Regions from separate parts of the Homo sapiens genome. Here region 1 is linked to region 2. Evidence: chromatin contacts called from ENCODE Hi-C or POLR2A ChIA-PET data. All regions are on one chromosome and are shown on one strand. Each heading gives the region's core, a stretch centred on a gene start or an enhancer-like site at or near the end of the contact. The rest is flanking DNA. Distances are from core to core; before and after follow the strand shown. Region 1 overlaps NCOR2 (nuclear receptor corepressor 2). Region 2 overlaps NCOR2 (nuclear receptor corepressor 2).

Region 1 (5,167 bases), core at 2,309-4,808, 160 kb before region 2:
GGGGATCATCCTGTTTCATCCCCAAAAGTCCCTCTACTATCCCTATCTTCCGAGGCGGGTCCTGTTTTCTGGGGATCTGGCTCAGAACTGGCAGGGGCCCGTTTCCCAGGCTGAGAGAGTGCGCCTCATTTAGCCCAGAGCAGAGGCCCAGAGATGCCCACACTTCTGAAGGTTGGGGGTCAGTTTCCAGTGTGGCTTAGAAGTTAGAGGGCAGGAGGGGCACCCCAGAGTGGAGGAACTGCCCTCTTCCTCCGGAGTCGTTCATTTGCATGACAATGAGCCCTTTGTTCCTGAGGCCAGCCTCCTTCCCAGGCTAATAACATAATTCCTGGCCTGTGATGTCATAATGGGCCCTTTCTGTGGCTGGGGTCAGAGGCTGGGTGGGCAGCTGTGTGGGCTGGGCCAGGCCTGCTAATAACCAGGGAGGTGGTGATTGCCAGGGGCCTGTGTGCCAAGCTGCCTCCTTCCAGGGTCTCGCTGAGTCCTCCCGAGAGAGCAGCGGGAGGTGGGATTTGCTCCCCTGTTGACACTGGAGCAAGCTGAGCCTCCAGGAAGCCCTCCCTGGCCCCACCGTTTGTCTGGTCCCCCTCGATGAGCTGCTTCAAGCTTCTTGGCCTGTGGAGTGGGGGTGACTCACTGTCAGTTTGGCCCTCGGCCGAGAGGCGTGGGCGTGAGAGTCCCTTGTTTCCTGTAAACTGGAGGGAGGCCAATACCCAGCGGCTACTGTGTTGGGGCCACTCGGAAAGCCAGGTTCAAACCTTGGCCCCACTTGGTCCCCTGGGCATCGGCTGAACTCCCTGTGCCTCCGTTTCCCCCTCTGCTTCATGGGGTTCCGCTGGGGCTTGGGCTCAGAGCTAGGCAGGGAGTGAGCTTTCAGGAAATGGGCAATGTCAGAAAAGGCGGGGGCTGGTGGAGTGGGGTGAGTGGTGATACCCCCAAGAGTTAGGTCCATGTCCTAGTAACCCAGCCCCTGTCAGAGAGAGACCGTATTTGATAAAAGGGTCTTTGCAGATGTGTTTTGAGATGAGCTCATCCTGGGTTACCCAGGTGGGCCCTGAATCCAAAGACCAGTGTCCTTAGAAGAGACAGAAGAGGAGAGAGCAAGACTACATGAACTACAGGAAGACAAAGGCAGAGATTGGAGGGCTGAAGCCGCAAGCCAAGGAATGCCTGGAGCCACCAGCATCTGGAAGAGGCAGAAAGGAGCCTCCCTTTGAGCTTCTGGAGGGAGTAGGGTCCTGCTGACGCCTTGATTTTGGACTTCCAGGCTCCAGAACTGTTAGAGAATAAATTGCTGTCGTTGGCCGGGCGAGGTGGCTCATGCCTATAGTCCCAGCACTTTGGGAGGCCGAGGTGGGCGCATCACTTGAGCCCAGGATTTCAAGATCAGCCTGGGCAACATGGCGAGACCCTGTCTCTACAAAAAGCACAAAAATTAGCCGGATGTGGTGGCGGCTTGCCTGTAGTCCCACGCTGAGGCAGGAGGATCAATTGAGCCCAGGAGGTCAAGGCTGCAGTAAGCCATGATTGTGCCACTGCACTCCACCCTGGACCACAGAGTGAGACCCTGTCAAAAAATAATAAAAAAATAAAAATAAATCACTGTTGTTTTAAGTTTCCTGGTTTGTGGTCATTTTTATGGCAGCCCTAGGAAATGAACACAGCTGGCGACGCCAGTCTCTGGAGGTGGGGGAACTGGCCCTGGCGGGGGTTGGTACTGTTCCCCACTCCAAGCCTGAGGGTGCAGGACAAGTTTGGGTGGCCGAGAACCCCTTTGTGCCTGGGAGTGCATGAAGCCCCATTCGGGGAGTCTGGACTTTCCAGGAAGGACGCCTTGCTTGAACCTGCCTTTCTTGCCGAGAACCAAATCCACAAGGCCCTAGACCCCACCTGCCGCCTGCTGTTCGCTGTCCCCTCAGACAGCCCTGCTAAGGGGACAGGACCCAGAGGCAGGAGGCTCTCGGATTCTACCCCGGCTTTGCCCCAGGCCCCGGACGCCCTTTCCCCACGCGTCTGGTGACTCCTGCAGAACCCGGGTTGCACTCATCCCCCAGCAAGCCCCAGGTTTGCCGGGTGCCCTTGACAAATGGAGAAACTAGGCCCAGAGAGGGCAGGCTACTTGGCAGAGGCCACACAGCTCCTTAGTGGCACTGACGGCCTTACAGTCTCGCCACGGGGGCTGGCACTGGGGCTTCCAGGAGTGGGGATCAGAGTTCTCGGCCACTTGGAGACCTGGAGTGGAGCCGGCCGGCTGTGTGGACCTGGGGTCAGTTACCTGATATTTGGGACACTCGGCTGCCTTTGATGGACCTGGCCTGGTGTAGGTGGTACCCCGAAATCTGGGCTTTAAGCACACCCTGTCTGTGCTCTCAGCCTCAGTCTCTCTGTTTGCAAACTGGTCTTTGAGCTTCAGCTCCACGTCTGCGATTTTGCTCTTAGCATGTTCATGCATTCAGCAAACATTTATTGAGCACCTGCCATGTGCAGTGTGCTGGGACTCTGGGGGACACAAAGGTGTGACTCTTGCTTCATGGATCTTGTGTTTGGGGCTGTGGGGGGAGAGGAAATGCAGCAGCACAGGTTGGAGTCCAGATTCCGGGTTCTGATGAGGGAGGTCACGGAGCTGGGCCGTGAGGGAGGTGAGGATGTGGCCTTTCGTCTCCTCCTGGGCCCGGGGTGGACAGTGTGCAGCAGGCTCTCAAGTGGACATGGAGATGCCCACAGCCTGTCCGCGGCGGCCCATGGGCACCTCTGGCTGGCAGGACCTGGCCTGGTCTTGTGAGCAGGGACATGGGATGGGAGGGCTGCAAGGCCTGGCTCCAGCCTGGTGGGAGAGACAACAGTCTCCTCTAACCTAAGCAGCAGGCATGGGTATGCTGGTGACAGGGTCCCAGGACACAGTGGGTGAGCTGGACACAGGAGGTGGCTCGCCTGGGTTTGCATCCAGGCTGTGCCCTTGTTGGCTGTGTGACCTTGGGCAAGTTGCTCGGCCTCTCTGTGCCAGTCTCTCCAGCTGTAGAATGGGGATGATAACAGAATCCCTCACGGGGGCGCTGTGAGGAAGGAGTTGGTGCCACCAAGTGTTGTGTTGGGGACTGGCTGTGCCAGTGGCTGCGAGGTGTTCCCTCCCGTGGCTGCTCAGGGCAGCGGCGTGGAAGATGGAAGTGGCATTTGCTCATCTTCCCGCTGCCCTGCTCCTCCCTGTGCAAATAGCCTCAGTCTTCCACCTAGGAAACGGGAGCTGTAACAAGCACATGGCCCCATGGAGGTCGGGAGGAGAAGCGGAGCTGGGGTGCATCAGTGCCTGTGGGGTGGGGGCTTGGGGTCGCCACCTGCTCCAGATTGAGGCCTTGGCTGCCCCCGAGGCCTGGAACAGCCACTTGTTTTACAACCCAGGAAACTGAAGGCCTGGCAGGGATGGCCCCAAGACATGCCCATGGGTACAGCCCATGTGGTGGCTCCTGGCTGCAGACAATGCCTCTTTTTTCTGGCCTGGCGGGAGCAGCCCAGGCTTGCTCAACCTGGCCTAGGTTTATCAGCACATTTGGTTCTGCGGTGCGGCTAGCAGACATTCCCTCCAAGAGAGATCGTGATGTTCCTCCGGAAACCGAGGTCCGGAGGCTCAGGTTACTGTGGGGGGCGGCCGTCGGGGGGTGTGTCTGCCTCTGAGAAGTGACCCAGATCAGAGCTGGGCTGTGCTGGGCAGTGTTCATCTGCAAAGCTGCCGCCTGCTCTTTCACCCATGAGAGCCACTGACAGCTCAGGAAGGGACTGGGAGCCACCCACTTTCCCTTCAGGGTGACACAGGACAGGCCTCTCCCTGGCTCCTGCCTGGCCCCTTCCCCCTACACTGAGTCTGGCCTGGGTCTCCCATTCCATTTCTCTGGCCTCTTCTTGGCTGGCTTTGGACCTGTCCTCACCTACATGGATAAGGGACCTAGCGGGTGGAAGAGATCTGATTCCAGGGAGATCCTATCTGAGAGTTTGTGTTTTAGGAGGGTTGCTATCTTAGGTCTCTTGGTTGCAATGGACAGACTCCCTCTGCCTCCTGCATTTAGCACAAATAGTTCAAGTAACTAAAAAACCTCAGAGAAGCTTCAGGCACAGTTGGGTCCAGGTGCTCCCCACTTTCAGTCCCTGTTAGCCTGAGACTAATAATTGCAGTTCAGTAGCCCCAGTGGAAGGACAGCTTCTTGTTCCCAATATTCCAGCAAATATCATGGGAATGAGTTTTGTTGCCTCAGCTTGAGAGTTCAGAGTTAAGCCCCCCCCCCCCCCACCAAAGCCAGTGCCACTTTGGCTGGAGGGCTGGGTCAGCCTCCCTGAGACCCCAGGACTGAGGGTGCAGGGGGGGTGGTTGCCCAGGGAAATTGGGGTGTGGCATGCACGGAGTGGGGCCGGGTGGGCAGAGACACTGTGTCTTGCTCCCTGTGTTGGAGATGGGGCCAGGTTGGGGTCCCTGCCTGGCCTGCCTTTCATGGCCAGTGTGTGTGTGTCCCATTGGGGTGGAGCAGGTGGCGCCGATGAGTCACTGGGTAAGTTTCATTCCTGTTATATTTAATAGTTGAGGGCCTCTTGGGTCCCCCCTCCAAGCCGTTGCTGGCGCTCCACCTCCTGTCCCCCCATCAGCCCGCTTCAGCTCCCCAGCCTTCCCTCACCTCTCTTGTGGCGTCCAGTGACCACGTCATAAGCCACAGGTCATGTCCTGGCAGCCCCTGGGCTGTATTTGGCTGTCAGACTGATTTATTGGGTTGGTTTTATAGTCAGTGTTTTTTTAGAAATATCGGGAGATGTCTCAAAATTGGGCTTCTTGGCTTTGCTGGAAAGATTTGGATGCCGTGGACCCCCTGCCCCACGTGGACCCTGTTCCAGCAGGGTCTGGAACATCAGGAATGTTTGGGGGCCACATTCCTGGGTCTCTGCTCAGTGTTGGCTGGGGCTGAGCTGCGGTCACCCCCTTCCTGCGGGCCCCTCCCCTCGGCGTGGTGCCTGCCTGGGCCCTTGTGTTCCGGCAGGGTCTTGGGTATCTACAGCTCTCCTCTTGCTTTTTGTCCCTGCCCTTCTTCGGGTGGATCATCCGATCCCAGGTAGACGCTTAGCTTCAGCCGTCGCCACTCCTGGGCGCTGAAGCATTTGTTTACTGTCTGAGCTCCTGGCTGCAGGGGCC
Region 2 (4,713 bases), core at 131-2,630:
CGGTCAGCCAGGTTTCTCATCTCCGTTTTTATCTGAAATCTCCCGATGTTTAAACATCGGCGATTAATTTGGAACGTTTTCTGAACAGCAACCTAGTACCCTCCTGTTGGCAACCCCTGGAGTAGCTCACGGGCCGTGGGCCACACGAAGCAATGGTTGAAAAGCCCGAGAGCCTGTCAGTTGCTCATTCCCTCTGAGGGGTGGGGCGGGGGCTCCCGGGGCTCATTTCTGATAGCTCTGGACTCGGCTGCCCTGGAAGGAGAGCCCTGGCTAGATGGGCAAAGCCCAGCCTTTACCTTCGGGGGCCACCTCCGTCTGTTCACCTCTCTGCCTGTCCGGGGAGCAGTGAGCCGGGCCCATGTAGGCTCCTTTGGCCTGGCGAGGCCACCCCTGCCACCCCTCACCACTGCCTGCAACACACACCTCTCCGTGCACACGCAGACTTGTGGTCGGACACTCACATGCACATCGGCACAGGTTTCTGGGTGTGACACGTGTATACATACAAAGCCGTGTACTGCCTGCACCCTGGTACATGTGTGTACATGGACCCACTTAGTTCTCAGCAGCCAGGCTCACGTGCATGTGCCCACATCCACTCCTGCACACACAAGACCCGTGCCAGTGCACATGCGTGCTCCTGCCTGCCACACGTCCACACACTGCTGATGTATCGGTGCACACGCGTGCTCCTGCCTGCCCGCACCTCCACTCTGCTGTATCGGTGCACGCGTGCTGCTGCCTGCCACACATCCACACTCTGCTGCTGATGTATCGGTGCACGTGTGCTCCTGCCTGCCACACATCCACACACTGCTGATGCGTCCTTGCTCACGTGCATGTGTGTGCACTTGTTCACGCCCCATGTCGGCACCCGTGGGTGTGGACACAGACTCACGTGCTCATGTGGTCACAGGCACACCCTTGCTTGCAGACAGAGCACCCTGGAGGGCTAGGGTACAGGGTGCAGGCAGCGTGCCCTGCATCTCCCACCGTGCAACCCCCTGGAAAAGCTCCTGGGTCCTGCTGGCAGGCCCCCAGGGCCTGCAGGCTGCCAGCTCCCTCTGGAGGCCTCGGCTGTGAGGCTTTGTGACGGGGCCAGCATGGAAGCACTGCTGGCTCCTGCCTACCGGCTCTGCCTGTCCTGCCTGCCCACCGTGGTCCTGGGCCCGTGCCCAGCTCCTCACCGAGTGCTTTGTGTGGTTTCCAGGTGGCATGTCTGTGACCCAGTGCTCCAAGGAGGACGGCAGAAGCAGCTCAGGACCCCCCCATGAGACGGCCGCCCCCAAGCGCACCTATGACATGATGGAGGGCCGCGTGGGCAGAGCCATCTCCTCAGCCAGCATCGAAGGTGATAGCAGGGAGGAGACTTCATCTCTCGGTGCCCCCTGGTGGGCGGTGGGGGGATGGCTGACCCCGTTTTACAGATGGGGAAACCGAGGCTGGGCTTTCTGAGGCTCCATCTGGAGGTAGCGCAGGGACCTTCCCGTGCTGGGTCCTACTCCACCATCATCGTGGGGATGACCACTGGCGGCTGTAAACACTGACCCCTGTCACTGCCCAGTGTCGGCTCAGGGAGCCACGGAATGATGGCCTCACCCTCTCCTACCCAGGTCTCATGGGCCGTGCCATCCCGCCGGAGCGACACAGCCCCCACCACCTCAAAGAGCAGCACCACATCCGCGGGTCCATCACACAAGGTACTGCCCTGTTCCCTGCTCCCTCGTTGCCCCCAACGGGTGTACAGTCACGCAGGGCGCGGGAGGGAGAGACACAGCCAGAGTGTGGTGGGAACTCAGGACAAGTATGCAGAAAGGCCTGCAGCACACATGTACATGATCAGTACGTGAGCTACGGAGCAAGGGTGTCTCTTACTTATTTCAAAACAAAAACAAAAAGCAAAATACCACCGATCACCCCTGTGCTTTTAGGTGTCACATAGCAACTGTCCTGTGCTTGGCACTAACCCAGGTGCCACCTGCGTATCGTTTTACAGAACATCCTGGTGAGGCACATGCGATTGGGAGAGGCTTGGAGAGCTCCGAGAACTCTTTCAGGTTCTCGCGGCTGGTCCATGGCACAGCCAGCTACTGTGAACTTGGCAGCTTTGTGGGTTTTATTTTTTATTTTTTTATTTTGTTGTTGTTGTTGCTGTTTGAGACAGGGTCTCATTCTGTTGCCCAGGCTGGAGTGCAGTGGCACGATCTCAGCTCACTGCAGCCTCCGCCTTTCAGGCTTAAACAATCCTCCCACTTCAGCCTCCCAAGTAGCTGGGACCACAGATGCACACCACCACATCTAGCTAATTTTTGTATTTTTGTAGAGGTGGGGTTTCACCATGTTGCCCAGGCTGGTCTCGAACTCCTGAGCTCAAGCTGTCTGCCTGCCGCAGCCCCCCAGAGTGTTGGGATTACAGGCGTGAGCTACTGCACCCAGCCTGTGGTTTTAGCTTCATGATTTCATAGTGTTCCCGACTTGCTGAGGTGGTTCAGTTAATATTCTTGTTTTATGTGTGAAGAAGCTGAGGCCCAGAGAGGTCAGATTTCCTGGTCAAGGTCACACAGCAAGTGGGGATTTGAACTCAGGCAGACTAGCTCCAGAACCCACTGGTGTGGAGGCTCTTGATGGGTCTGGGTGGGGCGGGGCGTGAGGGTCAGTGCTGTCGGCCCGGCAGGGATCCCTCGGTCCTACGTGGAGGCACAGGAGGACTACCTGCGTCGGGAGGCCAAGCTCCTAAAGCGGGAGGGCACGCCTCCGCCCCCACCGCCCTCACGGGACCTGACCGAGGCCTACAAGACGCAGGCCCTGGGCCCCCTGAAGCTGAAGCCGGCCCATGAGGGCCTGGTGGCCACGGTGAAGGAGGCGGGCCGCTCCATCCATGAGATCCCGCGCGAGGAGCTGCGGCACACGCCCGAGCTGCCCCTGGCCCCGCGGCCGCTCAAGGAGGGCTCCATCACGCAGGTATGGCCCAGGGCCAGGCACACGGGCCCAGTTCTAGGAGGGGTGGCGGTGGCTGTGGGGCACTGCCCTGGGCCTCTCCACATGGGGAAACCGAGGCTGAGAGCCCTCGCGTACCTTACAGTCACCCAGCTGCTCATCACCGGGCCTCAGCTGTGCGTGTTCCAGGGCTGCGCAGGGGGCACCAGGCTCCTGACCTGATTCTACTGAACTCACATTGTTCCCATTCTTCAGGGAGGGAAACTGAGTCCCAGAGAGGCCAGGCAGGCTTCCAAGGCCACAGGACTAAACATAGTGACGAGTAACTGCCTCCGTTGAATCTTTGTGAGGGTCCAGGTGCGGCCTGAGGATGTTGCATGCGTTCATTGTTTCACCCCCTAGCAATGCTCTGAGGTCGTTTTCTTAATGACCTTATTTTATTGCTGAGTAAATTGAGGTTCAGAGAGGTTCAACGACTCACCCAGAGTCACGCAGCAAATGCAGTTGTGAAACCCAAATTCAGATGTTCCTACAGCCGCAGCATCCACTGCACCCACCAGCAGGTTGCACCACAAGAGGCCCCAGTCCCCCCAGGCGGCCCCAGCTCAGTAGGGGAAGTTCCGTGCCGATGGTACGAGGACGAGGAGCTGTTCGGTGGAAAGCCCCTGAAGGCCACTGTCCTTCCACATGGGCAGAGGTGGCCTCTTGTGAAGGGGAAGGAGAATGGGAGCCACCACGGGGCTGTGGGGCTGTGAGGCGGAAGGACTGGGGTGGGTGTCCCGGGAGGGGTTCCAGCTTGTAGGAAGGTTTTGAAGCCAGGGAGAAGGCAGAAGCAGTAAGATCCCTGATTGCCAGGGGAAGGGTTTGGCTCTCAGCCCCTAGGCAATTATGGAGTCCTTGGAAGCATCCACCGCATGACCAAGACAGGGTCCAGATTCTAGAATATTCTTTTGAAAAACAAGGGCAGTTCCCCTTCTTACGACAGTAATGAAGACATCCCTAAATAGAGTTTTGTTGCTTGCAAAGCCCTAAAGTCCCACCATATCAAGTGTCTCCGAAGCCTGCTGAAAAGAGGCAGGGGACCTGGTGGCCTGGCTACGAAGGTCCCAGTCTGGACTGTGACCCCCCCATTTCCTCACCATCCTTTCTGTCTGGAGGGCAAACACCTCAGCCCTGACCTCAGTGTCCCTGGGGCTGAAAGCCTCAGGGCGGGTAGTATTGGGTCTGGGTGCTGACTTTTTCTGCTTGGCATTGGGTGGGCCATGGAGGGTCCCAGGCTGAACAGAGGAATGTTTTTTACCCACATGAGGGTGTTGGGCTTCTTTCTCGCAAACTCCAGGGACCATCAGAGAGCCCACCACTCGCGGCAGGGAGAGTTGACTGTTGAACTTTTTACCCCTTTCTGCAGTCCCCCCAGGGAGCGTGGGGACCAGGGTCAGGCCCAGGGTGCGCAGGGCAGTAAGTAACAAGTGTGCCATCTCAGGGTTAGCAAAGCCCTCTGTCTCCCTGCCTCTGGAGGCATCAGATGTCACTTCCATCTTATAGATGACAAACTTTTTGAGGCTCAGAAGGGGGATGCAGCTGGTCTGGGCTATGGCTGTGGCCAGGGCTAGAGCTTACATCCCCTCTGCCCCAGGGCACCCCGCTCAAGTACGACACCGGCGCGTCCACCACTGGCTCCAAAAAGCACGACGTACGCTCCCTCATCGGCAGCCCCGGCCGGACGTTCCCACCCGTGCACCCGCTGGATGTGATGGCCGACGCCCGGGCACTGGA

What was found. A loop is a pair of places that touch in the nucleus more often than their neighbours do. ChIA-PET counts read pairs that join two places held with the same protein, here RNA polymerase II (POLR2A). Pooled maps may share reads with other maps.
Region 1: a pooled map shows a loop between it and region 2 (9-fold over the local background). The contact joins two enhancer-like sites. A Hi-C loop is called at or near these places in 1 of 37 single-sample maps with no recorded cell type and 4 of 50 pooled maps. POLR2A ChIA-PET finds 5 or more read pairs at or near these places in 1 of 52 experiments (K562).

What each region holds. Positions count from the first base shown.
Region 1 is chr12:124,508,347-124,513,513 of GRCh38, reverse strand. All of the region lies in intron 2 of NCOR2 (nuclear receptor corepressor 2), which reads left to right. LOC105370047 (a long non-coding RNA gene) reads right to left here and starts at 292. Exons shown (of 3, transcript NR_188646.1): 1 at 1-292. RefSeq lists enhancers at 177-471, 114-662, 663-1,211, 4,651-4,760, 4,288-4,873 and a silencer at 4,935-5,149. Within about 2 kb of position 3,558, at least 22 of the 41 ENCODE cell types and tissues checked have a DNase peak (open chromatin) inside an H3K27ac peak, as active enhancers do.
Region 2 is chr12:124,344,812-124,349,524 of GRCh38, reverse strand. NCOR2 (nuclear receptor corepressor 2) reads left to right here. Exons shown (of 49, transcript NM_006312.6): 31 at 1,211-1,351; 32 at 1,614-1,700; 33 at 2,675-2,961; 34 at 4,574-4,713. Among named protein-coding and RNA genes, the nearest start is that of MIR6880, 9.9 kb to the right of the region's middle. RefSeq lists a silencer at 1,208-1,502 and an enhancer at 4,412-4,713. Within about 2 kb of position 1,380, at least 3 of the 41 ENCODE cell types and tissues checked have a DNase peak (open chromatin) inside an H3K27ac peak, as active enhancers do.